Linked DNA regions of Homo sapiens: region 2 is linked to region 1. A link is an interaction called in ENCODE POLR2A ChIA-PET data of the cell type or tissue named here. Cell type or tissue: B cell. All regions are shown on one strand. Links, peaks and the distances in the headings refer to the core of each region. The heading gives the core; the rest is flanking DNA.

Region 1 (5,386 bases), core at 82-5,081:
CCTCTCAGGTTCAAGCGATTCTTCTGCCTCAGCCTCCCAAGTAACTAGGACTACAGGCAAGCCCACTGTGCACGGCTAATTTGTGTATTTTTGTTTTGTCTTATTTTATTTTATTTTTGTATTGTTAATAGAGACGGGGTTTCTCCGTGTTGGTCAGACTAGTCTCAAACTCCCGACCTCAGGTGATCCGCCTGCCTTGGCCTCCCAAAGTGCTGGGCTTACAGGCGTGAGCCACTGCGCCCGGTTGTATTTTTTTTTTTTTTTTAGAAGAGACGGAGTTTCACCATATTGGCTAGGCTGGTCTCCAACTCCTGACCTCGTGATCCACCCCGCTCTGCCTAACAAAGTGCTGGGATTACAGGCGTGAGCCACTGTGCCTGGCCAAGATACTGAACACCTTTTTACAAATGTACTAGTCATTTGGCTCTCCTCCTTTGCAGAGTACCTGTTTGAGTCTTTTGCACATTAGAAAAGAAAATGGGGCCAGACGCGGTGGCTCACGCTTGTAATCCCAGCACTTTGGGAGGGCGAGGTGGGCAGATCACGAGGTCAGTAGTTCGAGACCAGTCTGACCAACATGGTGAAACCCCGTCTCTACTAAAAATACAAAAATTAGCTGGGCATGATGGCACGCACATGTAATCCCAGCTGCTCAGAAGGCTGAGGCAGGAGAATCGCTTGAACCTGGGAGGCAGAGATTGCAGTGAGCCAAGATCACACCACTACACTCCAGCCGGGGGACAGAGCGAGAAAACATCTCAAAAAAAAAAAAAAATTGGATTATCTATCTTTTTCTTATTGATTTGTAGACATTCTTTATGTATTCTGGATATGAGTATACCAGTTGGGTCCTTTGGGAAGCAAGTACCAATATGAAATTAACAGTGCAAGAGATTTATTGGGGGTAACATCTATGAAAGATAAAGGGGAAAGAAAAAAGTTATAGGCAGGGAAAATCTTAAGATGCAGGTCTGACACTGGTGAAAAGAAAGGGGGAAGGAAGGTAAATTTGGTAGAAAGAAAATGAGATGGGAGTGCATCTTTGAGGAAGTCTCAGTAAATCCAATGGGGAGCTCTAACACAAACACTGTGCACAGAGATAGTTAGCCCTTATACTACCTCTGTACTTAATAATTGGGTAGGTGGCTCCAAGGAAATATGTGGCTTTGGCTTGAAAGCTGAGGCAGATCCTCTCTAGAATGGAGATCTGAGCAGAGCACCTCTATGGATGCCACAGAATTGTTATAAAATATATGCATTGCAAGTATCCTCTCCTAGTCTGTGGCTTGCCTTTTCATTATCTTAGTGAAGCTTTTTAACTTAGTGTTAATTAAGTCTGATTTATTTTCTTTGATAGTGTTTTTTGTGAATGTTAGAGAACTCTTCTTGGACTGAGGTTATGAAAATATTTTCCTATGTTCTAGAAGTTTTATAATACTCAGTAATATTTAATGGAGGCTCTGAAAAACATCTGCGGAATTCTCTGTGTTTCACAGCTAAAGGCCCTGGCTTTGCAAACACACAGGCCTGGATTTGAATCTTAGCTTGTCCTAGATTGTTAGCTGTGAGACTCTGGGCAAGTCCCTTAGCCTCTCTGTGCCTGTTTGCTTATCTGTAAAATAGGGGTAGTAATATGGTACCTACCTCACAGGCTTCTTGTGAGGGCTAATTGAGATCACTAATACAAAGTGCCTGACACAGGGAAAGCCCTCAGAAATGTTGGCAGGTTTTTTTCCTGTTTTATCATAAAAATGTTTGGGGCCAGGCATGGTGGCTCATGCCTGTAATCCTAGCACTTTGGGATGCCAAGGTGGGAGGATCGCTTGATCCAGGAGTTCAAGACCAGCCTGGACAACAAAATGAGACACCATCTCTACAAAAGATTTTTTTTTTTTTAATTAGCCAGGTGTGGTGACACATACCTGTGGTTCCAGCTAAGCCCAGAAGGTCAAGGCTATAGTGAGCCATGATCCTGGCACTGCATTCCAGCCTGGGCAACAGAGAAAGACCCGTCTCAAAAAAAAAAAAAAAAAAAATTCAAATATACAGCCAAACTGAAAGATTTTTTTTCCGGGAACATATGTATACCCACTAACTAGATTCCACCATTAACATTTTGCTGCACTTGCCTTATCACCTGTCTGTTTATTTTTCCATCCCTCTGTCTATCCATTCATCTATCTGGTTTTTAAAAATGTATTTCAAAATAAGTTGCAGACACTGGTACTTTGCCCTCTGAATAAGTCAGCACGTATGACTGTGATTCTTACACTACTCTAATAACCAGAGTGATTGTATCTGTTGGATTCATTGGGGTTCTCCCTCAGATAATTCTAGATAAATGGCCAAATTTCGTCTTTGATACCCCCATTATCTGAGTTACCTGTCTTCCGTTATGTAGTTTATGTAGATGCTTTACATCAATTTAAGCCACATGGTTCTCTTACAAAAAATTAAACCTTATCGAGAGTATGCCCTAGTCCCAGTTAGCATACTGCAAATCACTGCCCAACTCTCTGTAGTGAGGAGGTGTCCTTCCTATTAAGGACAAATAGCTGCAACAGCTGGGTTCAACCACTATGAGTGAATTTTACCAGTACTGTTGGCCAAACCCCACTCCTGCTCTCCTGTTTACTTACTGCATTAGTATTGTTTGAGATCTCTGAAACTCAATTATGTGATTTATAAGGTTGTAAAAAACAAAACTTAAGGGCAAAAAAAAAAAAAACAAAAAACCCATAAAGAATGAGAGCCAGGTGTGGTGGCTCACCCATGTAATTCCAGCACTTTGGAGACCAGGAGTTGGAGACCAACCTGGGCAGCATAGTGAGACCCCCATCTGTACAAAAAAAAACAAAAAAAAATTAGCCAGGTTTGGGGGCATGCACCTGTAATATTAGCTACTTGAGAGACTGAGGTGGGAGGATCACTTGAACCCAGGAGTTTGAGGCTGCAGTGAGCTATGAACACACCACTGCACTCCAGTCTGGGTGACAGAGCAAGACCCTGTCTCTTAAAAAAAATTCATAAATAGTTTGGTGTGTGGCAGCAGACCCAGATCCTGTCATCACTTTTGCCTGCTGTCCCTCCTATCTAAGACAAGTTCATGTGCTGCCGTCTTTAAAGCACACTTTAGGAGAAAGGGATAGTCCCTAAAGTAAAAACTATACCTCTGAGGAAACCTGCCCCACTCACCTATTTTCATTTAAGGAACTGAAACATAAGATTAATGAACACCCAGAGAAATGAAATCTTAGTACATAAAAACTCCAAAAAGCATTCGTAAAATATCCATTGTTAAAAATTTTCTTGGCTGGGCACAGCGGCTCACACCTGTAATCTCAACATTTTGGGAGGCTGAGGCAGGAGGATTGCTTGAGCCCAGGATTTCAAAACCAGCCTGGGCAACATAGCGAGACCCTGTCTCTATTTAAAAAAAAAAAAAAAAATCGGCAGGGCGCAGTGGCTCACGCCTGTAATCCTAGCACTTTGGGAGGCCGAGGCGGGCATATCACTTGAGGTCAGGAGTTTGAAACCAGCTTGGCCATCATGGTGAAAACCCATCTCTACTAAAAATACAAAAAATTAGCTGGGCATGGTGGTGCACGCCTGTAATCCCAGCTACTCAGGAGGCTGAGGCAGGAGAATCGCTTGAAGCTGGGAGGTAGAGGTTGCAGTGAGCCGATCTCGTGCCACCGCACTCCAGCCTGGGCGACAAAGCAAGACTACATCTCAAAAAAAAAAAAAATCTCTTTTTAATCTTTTTGTTTATATTGTGTAGGCCCTATACTGTGGTATGCTAGTTTTGCGTATATAGCACTGCCTAGAAGTATGACACAGTGTGCTAACTTGGGTTTCTCTAACTGTAGTAATGTCTGATGTGTCACAACCATGAGATCCAGTGATTACTTGTTCCAATTTAGAATTAACATTTTTCAGAACAAGTAATGAAGTCATCATCACCTTCAAGTCATATGGTGCCTCTTTTATGTCTCAACAGGAGAGAGTTAGTTCAATTTTAAGGTTGGAAGGAACCCTGTAGATCATTTAGTTCATCTCCCTCGTTTTACACATGAGGAAAATGAGGCACAGGAAGTTTAAGTACCTTGCCCGTGTTCATTAGGTAGTTAATTGCTGAGTTGAAACTTGAAACCAGACCTCCAGACTCTTTGTTTCTTTTTCACTATGTCACATCACATTTCAAAATATGACCTAAGATATAAAACAATATAACTGGCAGCCATAATCTTACTAATAAAAATGCAAATATATGAAGGTTTAGCGTTCACAGGTTCCATATCTTTTAAGACTCTTCATGTTCTTTTCCCCAAAATTCTCAATTCAATACCTGTGTAGGAAAAGTAAAAATCAGTGCATTTACTTCTTTAATTAAAGGCATTGACTGTGTCTTGTTCATCTTTTATTCCCTAGAGTGGCTAGTACAGTGCCTTTAGCATTGTAGATGCTCATTAAATGTCGAATAAAATATAAATTATTACACATTGAATCACACCAGTATTGATATGAGTGACAATGTATCACCACTGGGCGTTAGATACCATCAAGAAAAACAAAAAGAGGCACAAGGCTCAACTCCTACCCAAAGTGATAACTATGCCTGCAGAGAGGTATGATAGTGATTATATTAAGACGGGTATCAAAATCATGGATTACTGTCATGAAAGCAAGCAAGCTGGGCCAACCAGTTACTAAGTTCATATGTATATTTTACTTATTTATTTTTAGATTGAGATGGAATCTCACTATTGTTGCCCAGAGCTGGTCTCAAACTCCTGGGCTCAAGCAGCCCTCCCACCTCAGCCTGCCAAAGTGCTGGGATTATAGGCGTGAACCACTACTCCCGGACCTAAATTCTTTAATAACATTCAAAGTCTTTAATTTTTTGCTAAAATATGTTTATTTTTAAATTACAACCTAAAAAAAGACACATATAAAACATTAAAGAAAGGCTGGGCATGGTGGCTCACACCTGTAATCCCAGCAGTTTGGGAGACCATGGTGGCAGGATCAGTTGAGGCTAGGAGTTCAAGACCAGCCTGGGCAACATGGTGAGACCCTGTCTCTATAAAACAAAACAAATAAACAAAATTAAATAAAGATTGGAGAAAAGAAGAAAACTCACTTATAATTCTGCCTCACTAATACAGACATCACCTACGTGCATGTGTGAGTATGTGTGTATGTGTTGTCTTCTAGAGCTTTTTCATATGCAGGCTTTGGTTTATTTCTTCTGCTATTACTTGATCATGGTAAAAAAATTAAGGCAGAGAAAATGAAAGTCAAGTAAAATGACCAACCCCTATGCAAAAAATAACCAAGAGTAGTGATTTGGAGTATATCCTCATGTAACTTTTATATATTTTAT
Region 2 (5,386 bases), core at 266-5,265, 69 kb before region 1:
GAGTTTACCAAAAAACACAGTTACTAGATAATTATATGTCTTATGCTTTAGTCAAAACATTTGGCAAAGGTAGAGTGAGTAAAACGTTCAGAAAGTGAGGACATAATATCAGCATATTATAATATAGATTTTTCATCATCTGGAAACAAATTTATTTCTCTATTCAAGTTCCATTAATTATTTTCTACTAAATGCTGGTTTGTAGAACAAAACATAATGCTGCATTTTTACCAAATTCTGGCAAAAACAAATCTTTTAGATAAATATTGTCAAAGCTGCAGTACAGTCCTATGTAAGGAATGTTAATCTTAAAAACAAATTCTAGAATTAGTTATTGATTTCAAAATTTGAAATACAATTTTGAGAGAAATACAAAGTTGCCCCTTTAAGAAAGAGAGAGAGAATTAACTTAGTTCTTTTGCTAACCATGTTAGCAAACTAGACGGTAGGTCTTTGGTAATCCTTCCGAAGAGCCATCATTAAGACTAAACTAATAGTCTCATTATTCCTTCCACCCTATTGCCTCTGGGTCATGTTACAAGGAATGCCATCATTGAGATCACTCTCTGTGTGGCTCTGTGGAAACCTACCATCTGGCAGGTGACAGTTGCCATTATTAAAAAAATGGGACTAACAAGATAATAACATAGAAATTGTGGCAAAGTTGTTTTTTAATAAAAGCATTGAGCTATGGTTAATTTTTAAAATCCACATCCAAACCTTGGCACTTGGAGATGAGCTATAAAGAAAAAAGAAAGTAATGATTTTTGGTAAGTTTGATGTAAACACATTTCCCAGGCTCTGATGTTGGCTGCCAGGCTACTAGGGACCACATTGCCAAAGCTTATTTTTTAAGACACACAAGTCAGAGCTCAGAAGTAACCTTTCTTTTGTAACATTTCTGCTCTTATTATTATTTTTGCCTGTCAAATCTTACCAAATAGTTGGTACAGCATGCTGTCTTCATTTTTTCCTTAAACAAACCCCAGCTACATTAAAGAGTTTGTACATGGAGACTTCGGGAGAACCAAGCCAAACATTGGGTCCCTGATGAATGTGACTGCAGACATTCTGGAGCTGGATGTTGAGGTAAACCATTTTGTTGTGGAATGCACATTGGCAAATTGAATTCAACCAAAGTTATGCTCTTTGGCATTAAGCCATTTTAGTATCACCCACCTCCATAGGTATTTGAGAATGGTGAAAATCTCACAGTAACATTGTATTGAAGGGAGGGACTGTCTTCGGATTTTTTTTTTTAATATGAGGTCTCATTTATGTTCCTTGAAAATATATAGCTAATTTATTAACTGTGCTTTACATGTAGTATCAAATCTAAACCCTTAAACCAAGCACGGAAATAGTCATTTCCATACCTGTTGCGTTTTATAAAGACTTTAAAGCAGCATATTCAGAAACATGGATTCACAAGGGTAGAAAGTGAGGTGAGCCAATGGTTCTTCATAAAAGCAGTTCTATAAGGACCCCTGTGATGTGGTCCAAGTTCTCTGCTCTTACAGTCTGAATTGAAACAAGGTTAAATTCTAAAGTAATTGTAAGAATGGTTCTGTCGGGCAAGTCTCCATAAATATTTCATTTGAGTATCAATAGGTGTTGAGTCACGAGTGGTGTTTCTTCATGAAAATCTGACTAGGAATAGAGTACCTCCCCCGCTCCTCTCCCCAGAATCTTAGGACTTGGGGATTTGTACTTGGGAATAATATCAAAGTTATAGAAAGAAGTGGGCATAGTTGCCCAATGTGAAAACATCTATGGTAATCAAATGATCACTGGAGTATTACTTCCTTACCAGCAATTCTCTCAAGTGCTCTGGGATTAGATTAGCTCCTGCAGTACAGCCAGTGATCGTGCCCTCAAGGTTGCAGGGAGCCTCTTCAGTGAAACTATCATTTGGAGGAAGAAAACCTTCTGTTAAAGAAAATCTCTACTCATCATCTTTTTTTTTTTTTGAGACAGGGTCTTGCACTGTCACCCAGGCTGGAGTGCAGTGGTGCGATCACGGGTCACTGCAACCCTGACCTCTCGGGCTCAAGCGATCCCCTGCCTCAGTCTCCCGAGTAGCTGGGACCACAGGCATGAGCCACTATGCCTGGCGTTTTTTTGTTGTTGTTGTTGTTGAGATGGGGTCTCACCGTGTTGCCCAGGCTTGCATTAATCTTTTTTTACTTTAATTCTCAGAACAGTTAGGAGTGTCAAAGACTCACAGGCCAGTGTTTCTCAACACTGACTGCCCACTGGAATCACTTGTGGAGCTTTTTAAGCACTACAACTTGCCTCCCCTCCACACACACACACACACACACACACACACACAAGATTGTGATCAGTCATGTTTTATTTTCAGCTTGAGAAAACACTCATTAATTTACATTTGGGTGTTTGGTATATGGCTATATTCTGAAACAGAACAAAAATATCTTCTTGAGATTTGTAAAAGACACACACACACATAGCTATTTAGGCTTTTCTAATAAATTTTTTTTGAAGCCAGTACGTGAAGTGACTCATGGATTAATGAAAAAATTTTCAGTAAATAATTTTATGTTTTAAACTTTAAATGTCAATAAAAGCCACAGATAGATACGGTGGGTTTTTTTTTTTTTTTAACTTTCTCTTAAAGTAGATCCCCTAGCCTTTGATAGACCTGGTATGTGTTTATGTGGAGACAAATAGTCTGTTTACTGTAATTTCATTCTGACTCAAAGATCAAGGTTTTGTCCTAGAAGAACAAAATAAAGGTAAGTAGAGATAGATGAACTGGATTTTAAAGAAACAGAAATTCTACAGAACTGAAGCACAAAGATCCTTAATCCTTTTCTGGTTCCAGGTCATCTTTCATAATCATTTATTTCACATTTTGTTGCTGTGTTACAACAAGACTATAGGCTTATAGACTACTTGAATATTTGTTAAATGCAAGATGAGAGAATAAAAATGATCAGAAGAATAAAAGTTTCTGAGACTTCTGAGGGAAAATTGGTGGTCACTTGAATTTGTTTGCTACTTTTACCCATAAATACTTTTTTTTTTTTTTTTTTTTCTGAGATAGATAGGGTCTCATTCTGTCACCCAGGCTGGAGTGCTGTGGCGTGATTTCGGCTCACTGCAACCTCTGCCTCCTGGGCTCAAGCTGTTCTCCTGCCTCAGCTTCCTGAGTAGCTAGGACTACAGGCGTGTGCCACCATGCTTGGCTAAATTTTGCATTTTTAGTGGAGACGGGGTTTTGCCATGTTGGCCAGGCTGGTCTTGAACTCTTGACTTTGAGTGGTCTGCCCACCTTGATCATGTTGATCTATATAATTGATCGGCCTCCCAAAGTGCTGGGATTAAAGGTGTGAGCCACCACACCTGGCCCCATAAATACCATTTAAAAAATTTAAATGTATTCTCTTATCAGTCAAAAAGCACAGTTAATAACCAACTGAGTAGCCAAATACTGCTACTCAATTAATTCAGAAGACCTCAGGCCCAAGAATACCTAGAACAGACTTGAGGGTTAATTTATGGTATTCAATAGCTCTTTTCTTCAAATGCAGTTTCTTCTGTTGCACTATATTAAAACTATTAAATTTATACAGCATTACCAGCAAATGCTTACCACAACAGTAATATCTGTTTTAATGACTTCTTTTCTCCCTTCTAGTCTGTAGATGTTGACTGGCCACCTGCTCTGGATGACTAGCTTTCAAATTTGGAGACAAAGAGTATGGTTTTCCTGGCATGATGTGGACATCCATGGAGCACATGCCGTAAAATGGCTGTTTACCCACCATAACGGTGTCTTGAAAACTATTTGGATCATGTTGATCTATATAATTGTTAATTTGTTGTAACATCTCAGGATCTATATATGTGTATATTTTGTGTTAAATTGTTCCAAGGATGTCTTAGGATTTTTCTCATTCCCTCTTTCACCCCCACAAACCAAACTATGAATAATGAAATAATTCTCCTTAATTCTTTCATTTAGAGAGGTGCACAAACAGGACACATTCTCTGTTAACCTAAGAAGCTGTAATTTCAGCAAGATTTCCCTCCACAAGAGATATACCACCTTTAAAATCATGTTCTAATTTTTGTAAATTATCTGAATAAAAGTTATATCTAGATTTATGCAGCATAATATCCTATAATAGTCTAAGATTGCAAATGCAAATCTGACATCATTATTTTCCCCAGGAAGCCTCAAACAAGCTATTACCAATGAAGTTCTTTTGGCTGTGATTTGTCATAAATCTTAACCAAACTATGAATAATGAAATAATTCTCATTAATACTTTCATTAAGAAAGAATTTTGACAATCTAAAATTGTCAATATAGGTTTCCTGTGGAGGGAAAGTAAAACCGTAGGAGCCAAGGCATGCCATGGTAGGAGCCTTTCATAAATCTTTTAAATAAGGAGAAACAAGTGCCTTTAATAACTTCAATCCCAGGGTTAAGAATTTGAAAAATTGAGATTGCTAAACAAAGACGAACTGGTATTATTTCAGAATGCTTCAATATATTATCCAATTATAAACATTTTAATAATACCTTATTAAAGTAGATAGGATATTGTCTCCATTTTATAAATATGGAAACCAAAGACTAGAAGTTAAATGACTTATCCAAAATTGTTAGCTACTTCTATATTGAGGACTAGAACTGAAGTTTCTTGGTTTCTAGGGTCTTTCTAATAAGCCCTATTACTGAGCACCTGTTTGTGTGAAGGGGCAGCTATGGATGCCATTTAAACTCATGTAACTGATAATTAACTTTTGGAATGTAGTTACCAAATCAAAGAGCTTACCAAAAAATAGCCCAAGACTATTTAATACAATCTTATATAGTTACCATTTGTTATTAAGTTAAACCTCAGTTGGTATTATGAAGAGGAAAAACATTAAGCTAAACCTAAAAAAAATGAATGGGTCATTTAAGTTTCAGAAAGGAGCCTCATTACAATTTCAGATTTGAGTATAATTTCCATCACCCTAATTCAACTATTTGAGCTTTTTTTAAGAATACATGTGACTTGACTAGTATTAGATTACTAACCATTTCCCATCTCTATATTAAACATAAATCACAGATACCAAGATTCACTTTAGATATGAGGAAAATGGTTTTAATGGACACAAAGGAGTCAGCCACGTTGGAACCAACATAGTTTCATACCACGTTGAAACCATGTGTTTGATATGCAAATAACAGCAAATAATTTTTTCACTCTTGTCAATGCCAATGCATTGAAAGGCCCAGAAAATGAGAAAAGGATAACAAACTTTTGATAAAAAGGTAAGAATTTCTGTGTGGATGTTCCTCAGTTTCTGGGAAAATTTTGCTACAAAAGAGATTTAAATAATTTAGGAGGCAGTCTTTTGC

Evidence for each region. Peaks named below come from ENCODE experiments on the same cell type or tissue, not always from the same donor. Only the 100,000 strongest peaks of a DNase experiment are listed, where the experiment ranks them.
Region 2: POLR2A ChIA-PET joins it to region 1 with 5 read pairs; 6 of 35 experiments call an interaction of 5 or more read pairs at or near these places.

What each region holds. Positions count from the first base shown.
Region 1 is chr2:60,871,324-60,876,709 of GRCh38, reverse strand. The region is part of intron 1 of REL-DT (REL divergent transcript); the gene reads left to right. Among named protein-coding and RNA genes, the nearest start is that of REL-DT, 7.3 kb to the left of the region's middle. RefSeq lists enhancers at 2,928-2,977, 3,008-3,107. In B cell, for the core only: no CTCF peak of the experiment used is centred there; a DNase peak (open chromatin) is centred at 3,169; H3K4me3 peaks cover 994 bases; H3K27ac peaks cover 3,488 bases.
Region 2 is chr2:60,940,712-60,946,097 of GRCh38, reverse strand. It overlaps PUS10 (pseudouridine synthase 10), which reads left to right. Exons shown (of 18, transcript NM_144709.4): 17 at 990-1,089; 18 at 3,665-5,386. The coding sequence ends at 3,703. Among named protein-coding and RNA genes, the nearest start is that of REL, 62 kb to the right of the region's middle. In B cell, for the core only: no CTCF peak of the experiment used is centred there; no DNase peak of the experiment used is centred there; H3K27ac peaks cover 207 bases.